2 separate regions of the Homo sapiens genome follow, and region 1 is linked to region 2. Evidence: chromatin contacts called from ENCODE Hi-C or POLR2A ChIA-PET data. All regions are on one chromosome and are shown on one strand. The core of a region is the stretch at or near the end of the contact, and the rest is flanking DNA. Distances in the headings are between cores, read along the strand shown.

Region 1 (5,055 bases), core at 955-3,454, 210 kb after region 2:
CTATGTAGATTCAATGAATTTCATATTGCCAAATCACACGGACATTTTTCTGTCATCATCTTCCTCAACCTCTTGGCAACAATCAATACAACGAGGCTTCCCTGGCTGAAATACTCCTCTTTCTTCCCTTTCCTCCTACCTTGCTAGCTACTTACCTTGTTCTTTGCTGGTTTGGCAGGTTTGACCATTGTCCTAAGCTCGATTTGTATATTCAGCTGTTTACTTGATATATATCTAATCATGTAGATTTCACAACAGGTATCACACACTTACTATGTCCAAAAAGAGGCTTCTGATTCTAATTCTCCACCCCTACCAACCCGCCCTTCTACAAGTCTTCTCATCTCAGTGAATGGTCCCAGCATTATGGTACCAACCACTCAGGCCCCAAACCTATGAATCATCCTTGATTCTTCTCTATCGCCTCCATGTAATGGCCCTCACCTGCCACCCTGTTTCTCTACAAAGGCTTCTAGAACACATCACGCCAAATGAAAAACAGCTGACCACCACGATGTTAAGCATCTTAAACAAATTGGCCTTTCAAGGGCAAAACCATTTATTAATTTTTCCCTGGGCACAGAAAAATTTTCAGGGACAAAATTATTTTCTGTTAAAAAAAAAAAGAAACCCTTTACCATACACTATTATTTTTTAAATGATGTATTTATGTATTACTTCAGTAAATTAATTTTAATAAGAAAAATCAATGTACGAGGAGAGACTGGTGTAACTATGCTGAGAGAGAAAGACATGTTACTAAGAAATGAACAGAAAGTGCCACCAAGTGGGAAAACGGTATACGTGCAATAGAGAAAAATCTAACCAAGCCATGTCTTGCTTTGTTTTTTTTTTTAACTTGGTTCAAAGGACTTCAAGGTTCCAATACTTCAAACCACAAAAAGCACATCTTTATTTCTTCTGATACAAGTGAAAACAATAATTTTATACAGCCGTGCATGAAATAGCCCAAACTTTCTACTTTTCTACACTAATTCTATATAAATGCTAACTACCATAACAATGAAAATGAAGACTTCTGTGTGTTACTGTGTAGACGGTGGCAATTAGATAACTTCAGAATAAAACTGAAGGCAATAAAATTGGCATTGAACAAAATAAAGACAAGAACAAGAGAAAAAAAAAGAAAGAAAAAGTAGTATAGAATAGTACTTGAGCTGGGCACGGTAGTTCACACCTGTAATGTCAACACTTTGGGAGGCCAAGGCAGGTGGATAGCTTGAGCCCAGGAGTTTGAGACCAGCCTGGGCAACATGGCAAAACACTGTCTCTACTAAATACATACATACATACATACATACAAACAGTAGCCGGGCATGGTGGCCCGTGCCTGTAGCCCCAGCTACTCCGGGTGCTGAGGCAGGAGGATGGCTTGAGCCCAGGAGGTCGAGGCTGCAGTAAGCCAAGATCGCACCACTGAACTCCAGCCTGGGTGATAGAGCGAGACACTGCCTCAAAATAAAATAAAATGTTATTTGTTATCTACTTAAATACTTTCAGGGTATTCTACTCAATCAAATTAAATATAAATTCCTGAAGAAGAAATTAATATCTTGTTGCTGATCCCATAAGAGAATAAAACATATAGGAAAATGAAGGTACTGTAAAAAAAGACACTAAATTAGAACACAGTATTAGTACTAGTATTCATTAAGTGCCTATAAACTACAAGAGAACAAAGACCATACATATTTCACTCACCACTGTGAATATATAAACCCATCAAGGCCTGACATATAGGGGGGTGCTCAATATATATTTGTTGAATGAATCAAGTTTGTAAGCAGACTGTGTTAGGTTCTAGGCAATCCGTTTCTTATTTTCAAGGCACGTGTAGCTCAACTGCCCATCCAAGAAGTTTGCACCACCATCTTTTGTTTTTGTACTGGTGGACTTAGCAGCCTTTACTGGTGGCTGGTAGATTCAAAGAAGTGAAGGCCTTTAGACCAGAGAGATAAAATGAGCTCATTTTTCCACAAGATTTCTAATGTTTCCCATAAGATTAGAGAACATTAAATGAAACAGAGAAGCTGACTAAAATTCTATCCAAAACGCTAATGTCTCTAAGGGAAATCTTTCCCTAGGTGAGATTATGCAGCTACTGAACAGACTCATAAGACTATCATAGGCCACACTTGGCATCTGAGAACTCAGGACAGAGGACAGGAATCACAGCTTGCCAGCTGGGCAGCATCAGATGTTCCTCTCCCTGGGAGTCTGTGCAGTTGTTCATGCAAGTGACAGCTCACCCAGCCGTCCAGAAGCTATTTTCTTTTTCTTTTCTTTTTTTTTTTTTTTTTTGAGACAGAGTCTCTCTGTTGCCCAGGCTGGAGTGCAGTGGTGTGATCTCGGCTCACTGCAAGCTCCGCTTCCCAGGTTCATGCCAGTCTCCTGCCTCAGCCTCCCAAGTAGCTGGGACTACAGGCGACCGCCACTAGGCCCGGCTAATTTTTTTTTGTAGTTTAAGTGGAGACGGGGTTTCACTGTGTTAGCCAAGATGGTCTCGATCACCTGACCTCATGATCTGCCTGCTTTGGCCTCCCAAGGTGCTGTGTGTGAGCCACCACGCCCGGCCCAGAAGCTATTTTCTTTAACTCCCTAGATGACACAGCTCAGGCTCAAGGGAGATGAGAGCATCATGAGACAGGTGCAGGAGCTGCCCTAACTTCAAAGCTTTACGCTCCACCAGAGCCAACGTCTCTAGTAACTCCAAAGGCATAGCTTCAGGATTCCCTTTCCCACAGGGTCATGCCAGTTCTAAGAGCAGCAGCACTCACCAGGCATTTCTAATTCCTCTCAATCCAGAGGCAATTTCCCAATCAGAGGTCGATTTTATATTGCAATACTGTTAAAACAATTTTATCTGGTTTCCAGGATAACAGAGCTAGGCATTTAACTGAAGGTCATATTCTCCTAACCCTTAATTTATAAAGTTAAGTTGAATACTACACTAGATAAAATCAAACCAAAATCCTATCTCCAGCATCAATCTCTAGCCTAACCAACAGGCTAGTTTTCAACTGTCTACTCACCTTCTCACGTGGTCGTCTATCAAGCTTCTCATACTTAACGTAGACTACCTCTTCTAAACCTGCTCCCCCTACTCCACTCTTCCCTATCTCAGTAACTGTACCTCTAGTAGTTCAGGCCAAAAATATTGAAGTCATCCTTGACTGGTTTTTCTCTCAAAAGCCAATCAATCAGCAACTCCTGCTGACCCCATCTTACTTGGCACCCTCTAAGAGGGCCTCCAACGATCACTGCCTCCTGGTATTCACACCCTTGTATAATACCCTCATTTTAAGTGTGGCTGGACTGATTGACTTGCTTCTAATAAATAGACAACTGAAGTATGGGATATCACTTCCTAGATGAGGTTTAAAAAGACTGTTCCTTCCACCTTGGTCTGGGGAAGCCAGACGCCATGTCAAGAGGTGGCCTGTGCAGAGGTCTACTGAATGAGCTGGGAAGCAAATCTTCTGAGGTCTGTCTACAGCCACATGAGTAAGTGTGGCAGTGGGTCCTTCCCAAGTCAAACCTTGAGAGCACAGCAGCCTCAGAGAAGATCTCAGCTGTAACCTTGTGAGACCCTGAGCCTGGGGCACCCAGCTAAGCTACACTCAAATTGCTGTGAGATAACATTTACTGTCTTAAGCTAAGTTTAGGATAACTTGTTCCACAGTATAGACAACTAATACGATCCCAAATCTCACAACCTGCATCACTAGCACCCTAGTCCAACCCCATCAACAGCCTAGGCCATGACTTACAACAGCTTCTTAAGTGAGTAGCCTGCTTCCACACTTGCCTTGCCTCCTTCCTTTATTCTTCACAGCAACCACAGAGATGCTTTAAAAATGTAAATCAGAGTGCAAAAGTCATTAAGTGGGCCCGAGGAATGTAGCACTTGGTATGTGAGGGAGGGTGTTGCGGTAGCCCAGCAAGATGTGTCAGAGCCTTTGTGGGGAGAAGAGCCTGTCCACACAAGGAGAAGGGAGGGTGGCAAGCTGGTTTGGGGTGCTGGAGGCAAAATAGGGTAAGGAGGAAGTCCAGTGGGGGAGGGGGGATGAGAGGGCAGCAATGGGAACTTAGTTACACACAGTGGAATTGATCAAATAACTATATTAAGAAGAAACCAGCTATAAATGTGGAAAGGGAGAAAACTGGAGTGTAAACTGTAGTGCTGGACTGCCGTCAGTGGTACTGGTGGGGACACACAATCATTACCCATGTTTCCTAGCTTGTCCACTGAGAAGGCCTGGAAGCACTGACATTCCAATAATGATGAGCACATCTGACATTCATATCTTAGTTTCTAATACCACTCTCCACTAAAAAACAAGCAAACGGCCGGGTGTGGTGGCTCATGCCTGTAATCCCAGCACTTTGGGAGGCCAAGGTGGGTGAATCACCTGAGGTTGGGAGTTCAAGACCAGCTGACGCAGGAGAATCGCTTGAACCCAGAGGCGGAGGTTGCGGTTGAGCTGAGATTGCGCCATTGCACTCCAGCCTGGGCAGTAAGAGTGAAACTCCGTCTCCAAAGAAACAAAAAAGCAACAAAAAAAAGCAAACAAACACAGGGCTCCTCAGAGAAATGGCTGTCTCCAAGGCTGGAACAGAGAAACTCTAAGATGAACCTGGAACACCTCATGTCAGAAAGTAAGAAGGTGCTCCAAGAATGATGAAGACTTTTCAAAATGACCCCCTCTAATGCTAATAGCCAAAAAAAAAAAACAACAAAAAACCCATATATATATAATATATATATATGGAATTAAAAAAACTCACCATCCTGGCCAACATGGTGAAACCCCATCTCTATTAAAAATACAAAAATTAGCTGGGCGTGGCAGCGCACGCCTGTAATCCCAGCTACTCGGGCGGCTGAGGCAGGAGAATTGCTTGAACCTGGGAAGCAGAGGTTGCAGTGAGTCAAGATCGCACCACTGCACTCCAGCCTGGCAACAGAGCGAGACTCTATCTCAAAAATTAAAATTAACATAACATAACATAAAATAAGATAAAATAAAATAA
Region 2 (5,240 bases), core at 1,207-3,706:
AGCATACTGTGTGCATATATCTGATATACATATTATATATATGTGTGTGTCTATATGCATCAATTTGGTAAGTGGTTTTGTTTGTTTTGAGATGGAATCTTGCTCTGTTGCCCAGGCTGGAGTGCAGTGACACAATCTTGGCTCACTGCAACCTCCGCTTCCCAGGTCCAAGTGATTCTCCTGCCTCAGCCTCCTGAGTAGCTGGTACTATGGTTGTGTGCCACCACGCCCAGCTAATTCTTTGTATTTCTAGTAGAGATGGGGTTTCACCATGTTGGCCAGGCTGGTCTCGAACACCTGACCTCAAGCAATCTGCCTGCATCAGCCTCCCAAAATGCTGGGATTATAGGTGTGAGCCACCATGCCCAGCCCAATTTGGTAAGTGTTGTAAAGGAAAAATACGAGACGTTATGGCATGGTTTCACAGTAAGACCGTCTTTAGGTAAGGGGCCAGTAAAGACATATAGATAGGAGGATGTAACAATTAAACTGAAGCCTAAAGGTAAACAAACTTTAGCATGTTGAAAGGGTGGGTAACCTCCACACAGAGGTAATGATGTAGAAAAGGTTTGGTTCCTTTGGGGAACTGGAAGAAAGATATGTGCTGAGAGGGCAGCAAGCAAGAGGAGGGTGGAATCAGTGGGCAGGGGGTGGGACAGGGGTGGCGGGGGGGAAGCAGTCTCCTAACCTTTGCCTAAAGGGACCAGAAACTTTCTAGTTCTCTGTGGAAAGATCTTCCATCTTTGTATATCACCCTATAAATGTTTCCTAAAGAAAAATCTGTCTGTTGTTTTCACACACTAATAAATCAGTTCAACACTTTTGCATCATGTGCAGAGGAAGTTTAATTCCTCCTCCATGTGACAGCCTCCAAGTATCTGGAGATGGCCAAGTGTTATTCCAGAACTTTCCCTTCCAGGATGAACACCGTCAAAGTTCCCATGCTCCCTGTTGTCTGTGTCCCTCTTAAAAGGAAGGGTGGCTGGGAGCAGTGGCTCCCACCTGTAATCCTAGCACTTTGGGAGGCCGAGGCGGGTGGATCACCTGAGGTCAGGAGTTCATGACTAGTCTGGCCAACATGGTGAAACCCCATCTCTACTAAAAATATAAAATTAGCTGGGCGTGGTGGTGGGCACCTATAATCCCAGCCACTTGGGAGGCTGGGGCAGGAGAATTGCTTGAACCCGGGAGAGAGGTTGCAGCCAGCTGAGATTGTGCTATTGCACTCCAGCCCGGGCAACAAGAGCGAAACTCCTCTCAAACAAACAAACAAAAACAAAAAAAAGAGGAAGGCAGATTTTCCAATGTCCATTTGTGTTATGGGACTTGAATTTCCTTCTCTGCATATTCTTTGTTTCTAACTGCCTTTCTGGAAAACACCCAATAAGTTATGGTCAGGCCTGAATTCCTTGAGAACTAGGAAATTCTCAAATGCATGCCATCAAAAATATTTATTTCTTCTTTCATGTCTCTTTCCTGCACCTTGGAAGGCAAATTCCATTCGTAGAGGGGAGGGAGGGGGCGCTAAGGAACTTTTTCAAATAATGGAATGATGGCGAACATTCATCTATGCTAAACTCAAAGACATGCCCAAAGTTTGTGATAGAAAATTTAAATACAATATTTACTATTTGAACTGATGTTCCATTTGTGGGTACAGGAATGCTACATTCAGGGAAGGTGAGAATAATGCAAAATCCCCACTCTTGACTGCTGTGGCTACAGACCCAGATTCCCCTGAAGTGAGGGCAGGGTACTGGGGTGGTGCTGTGTAAGCAGGGCACTCTGCCAGGCTCGGATCACACATCTCCTCTTTGAAACTGGTGTGGAAAAAGACACATGAGAGCTTCATGAATAATACAGCAGCCCTGACACGCTGAATGCACATTTCAGCCAAATATATGCACATTTCAACCAAATAAGTTGGTCTCTCCACATCCCCACCCTTTCCTCTCTCCTCCCTCCCTTCAGTGCTCTTTCACCACTTTCGCCAGATTTCTAGGTTTTCTTGCTGCCTCCTGTTGCAAAGTGAATTGTCCCAGGGAAGGAGGGCTAGCTTCCGGATTCCCCCCGTTGCACCTAAAGCCTTCTCCTCCTCTGCCGGCCTTCCAGCTCCCTGACTGCAGCATTGCCCATTAGGCTTCATCAGAGGAGGCTGTGTGTGGCCCAAGGGCAGCAGGTGAAATTCAAAGCAGACAAGTTGCTTCTCCGCATCAGTGCTGATATGTTAGAGGCAGGCAGCCAAAGAAAATGAATATAATAAAGAAAGTCTGGTTTAAGAGCATCTGTTGCTTTTCTTGGAAAATTCTACCCTTTACGCATTAGCCTGCCCATAAGAGCTCTACCTCTGCACATAATCGGAAGAAATAATATTCAAAAAAAGTTTTCAAATACGGGTGTAATAACAATGCAAACAGCATTAAAACTCAGCAGAGTGTAGTGCCGGACGCAAGGTTCTCTCTCATGGGGAGTGCCCCTTATGTAAAGCAGCAGGAAACTGTGCTGGCCATAAAATTACCAACTCCTGAGGGAAGAGACCACATCTGCTTATCTTTACGTTCCTTCAATGGTTGATGCAACGTACCGATTAGTTGTTCAACAAAATATGTTGCATGAATTTGATTCTTAAGAAGAATAACATATACAGGCACTGAAAATAGTTATCTTCTGGGTGGTAGAGCGAAGGTGATTTTTATTTCTGTCTTTGCCTTTTCCACATGTTCCTGATTTTCTCCAGTGAACATGAATATATTTAGTGAGAAAGTTATCAGTAAGAAGGAGATTTTTAGAATTGGAAGGGACCAGAGAAATTAGTCCAATTCTCTTATTCCTTACATGTGGAAACTGAAGCTCAGAGAAGCTAAATGACATGTCCAAAGCCATGTAGCTTGTTAAGGAGAAGGCTGAAAGAAAACTGAGGCCATTCATGTTTCTCGGCCTACTGCCTTTCTTCCCCTATACATATCCTTTGCCTTTCCTGAAAGACAGTTTAGGTGAGACTCTAATCTAATGTTTTGAAAAGGCTTGGACCCAATTTAAAAGCAAACTGTGCTATCCAGTGAGCTTATTCCCCACAGAAGACACTATCTTAGAAAATGCAAAGCATAATTTAAAAGTCATTAAGTAAAACATCCTCTGCTGCTGTGACAGCAAAACGTTCGGCCACTCCTTCATGACAGATGGCCCCATGCATTGACACACACCTCAAAATAGCCTCTGCAAGGAAGCTTAACATCCGAGAAAGGCGGAATAGTGAATGTCACAGAAAAGGGAGAGTTTGCTTGTGGGTTTGCATCTCCAGAAGTAAGAAGACTTAAGAGATATTTACTGTGGGCTCATCTTCCACCAAACTTTTATTGATGTGTGAACTTGAAACTTCTTATCATAAAAATTTCTAACATACAAAAGAGAGAATGTTAAAATGGATTCCATGTAACCAGAGTACAGCTTTATTAATCATTAACTTAGGGTCATCCCCCCAGCCACTGCCTCCCTCCCCATGGGTAATTTTGAAGTCAATCCTGAACATTATAACATTTTATTCATGAGTAGTTTAACATGTACCTCTAAAAGATAAGGACCTTTGTTTAACATAAACATTCAAATGTCATAATGCCTAAAAAATTGATAATAAATCCTTGATACAGCCAAATAACCCGTTTGTGCTCCACTTTTCCTGATTACCTCACAAAAATGTTTAAGGCTGGTTTAATTTGTCAGGCACTGTGTATTATCTCAGTTAATCCTGACAATAACACTATATGGGGGCTGTAGGTAGCCTGGGGGAGCAAGACACATGATCAGGTTAGAGATGTAGGTGGGAGCCTCACTCCCCCAGGCTCTAGACACACTTGACTTATTTTCTTTCTCCTTCAAAAGCCAAGCAGGTGCCTACTTCAGGGCATTTTCATGTTTATTTTTCTTCCTGGTCTTTCCATAGCTGTGAACTCCTCAGAGATCACCCCTGACTGCCCAGTCACTCTCTATTAAAATACCCTGGCTATGTTCCTCAAAACATTTGGTACTATCTACAATTCTCTTGTTTGTTTATCTGCTTGTGTTTCTTTCCAACAGAAGAGACGCTCCATGACAATCGGCTCCTCATCTGTGGAGCTGAGGCTTCTGTACCTACAGCCCTCAGCACAGCCTCTGGCAATGGTAAGTGCTCCATGGTTGTGTGATGCGTGGATTAACATATGCCTGCAAACACAACAGGTATTTGTTGAATGAAATAATGCACACACGCACACATGAGAAAAAGAACAGCCTTGTTTCTGCTGAGCTCCACTCTTGGGCTCTCAGGCACTTGGCCGAGGCCTTTAGCCAAACTGCACTTTTATTACTTTCTATTGTCAACGGCTTTTTATAACTACAAAGGCAGTATGTGTTCACTGTAGAAAATTTGGGAATCCACAACAAACACAAATTTGAAGATTCAAAGAGCCTAGAAATAGCCACTGTTGACATTGTTTTTATGCACATATTATGCAAAATTGGAGTCATGGGATTCTTATTGATTTGTGATCTACTCTTTTCATTTAACAATGTGGCATTAATATTTCATAGGTCACTTAACTCTCTTCTAAAATGCGTTGTTTCAAGGCTGCATTGCATTCCATTGTACGGCCAGACAAGGTTGTCAATAACACCACATTACGGGACATTTCACTTGTTTCCTTTTCTTCTTGGCTACCATAAAAAATAACAATAAACATTCTTGCGTGCTTATGCACATTTCCATTATTAGTTTCTCCAGATAGATTCCCATAAGTGGACTTGCTTGACAAATTGAAATACAAATTAGAGCATTTGTAAGTATTGCTAAATTGATCTCTAGAACAACTGCATCAATTAATACTCCCAGCATCAGTGTTTAAAGATGTTCATCTCCTTTTCCCTTTACCAACAATGGATGCTAATATTTTTTAAAAATCTATAACACTATAATCTATCTTTTTAATTAGATCACAGATTTCTTGCGAGCCCTTTCTTTTACTTCTGTATTACTCCCGATATATAGCAGGCACTCCTTGTGTATGGATAGATGAACTGCATGAATTTTGTCAAGGATTACCAGGAAAAACATTGAGCAACATGAACAAGTTGTCTTTTTCCTGTTTCAAGAGCTCTCCTGCCCAGTTTACATGCGCACCTGAGCACAGTCCTTCTTCCCTGCTAAACCTTGCTGAACGTCCTTTTGCCTTTGGTTTGGGAATGTTGGGCGCACATCCCACCAGATC

Evidence for each region. Hi-C counts contacts between places; a loop is a spot of excess contacts on that map. ChIA-PET counts read pairs that join two places held with the same protein, here RNA polymerase II (POLR2A). Pooled maps may share reads with other maps.
Region 1: a map of posterior cingulate gyrus shows a loop between it and region 2 (2.5-fold over the local background). The contact joins two enhancer-like sites. A Hi-C loop is called at or near these places in 3 of 168 maps with a recorded cell type or tissue (PC-3, mammary epithelial cell and posterior cingulate gyrus), 2 of 37 single-sample maps with no recorded cell type and 10 of 50 pooled maps. POLR2A ChIA-PET finds 5 or more read pairs at or near these places in 3 of 52 experiments (AG04450, PC-3 and T-cell).

Annotation. Positions count from the first base shown.
Region 1 is chr12:94,979,972-94,985,026 of GRCh38, forward strand. All of the region lies in intron 3 of NDUFA12 (NADH:ubiquinone oxidoreductase subunit A12), which reads right to left. Among named protein-coding and RNA genes, the nearest start is that of NDUFA12, 21 kb to the right of the region's middle. Within about 2 kb of position 2,205, at least 3 of the 41 ENCODE cell types and tissues checked have a DNase peak (open chromatin) inside an H3K27ac peak, as active enhancers do.
Region 2 is chr12:94,766,760-94,771,999 of GRCh38, forward strand. No RefSeq gene overlaps it. Among named protein-coding and RNA genes, the nearest start is that of MIR492, 65 kb to the right of the region's middle. RefSeq lists an enhancer at 3,762-4,321. Within about 2 kb of position 2,457, at least 6 of the 41 ENCODE cell types and tissues checked have a DNase peak (open chromatin) inside an H3K27ac peak, as active enhancers do.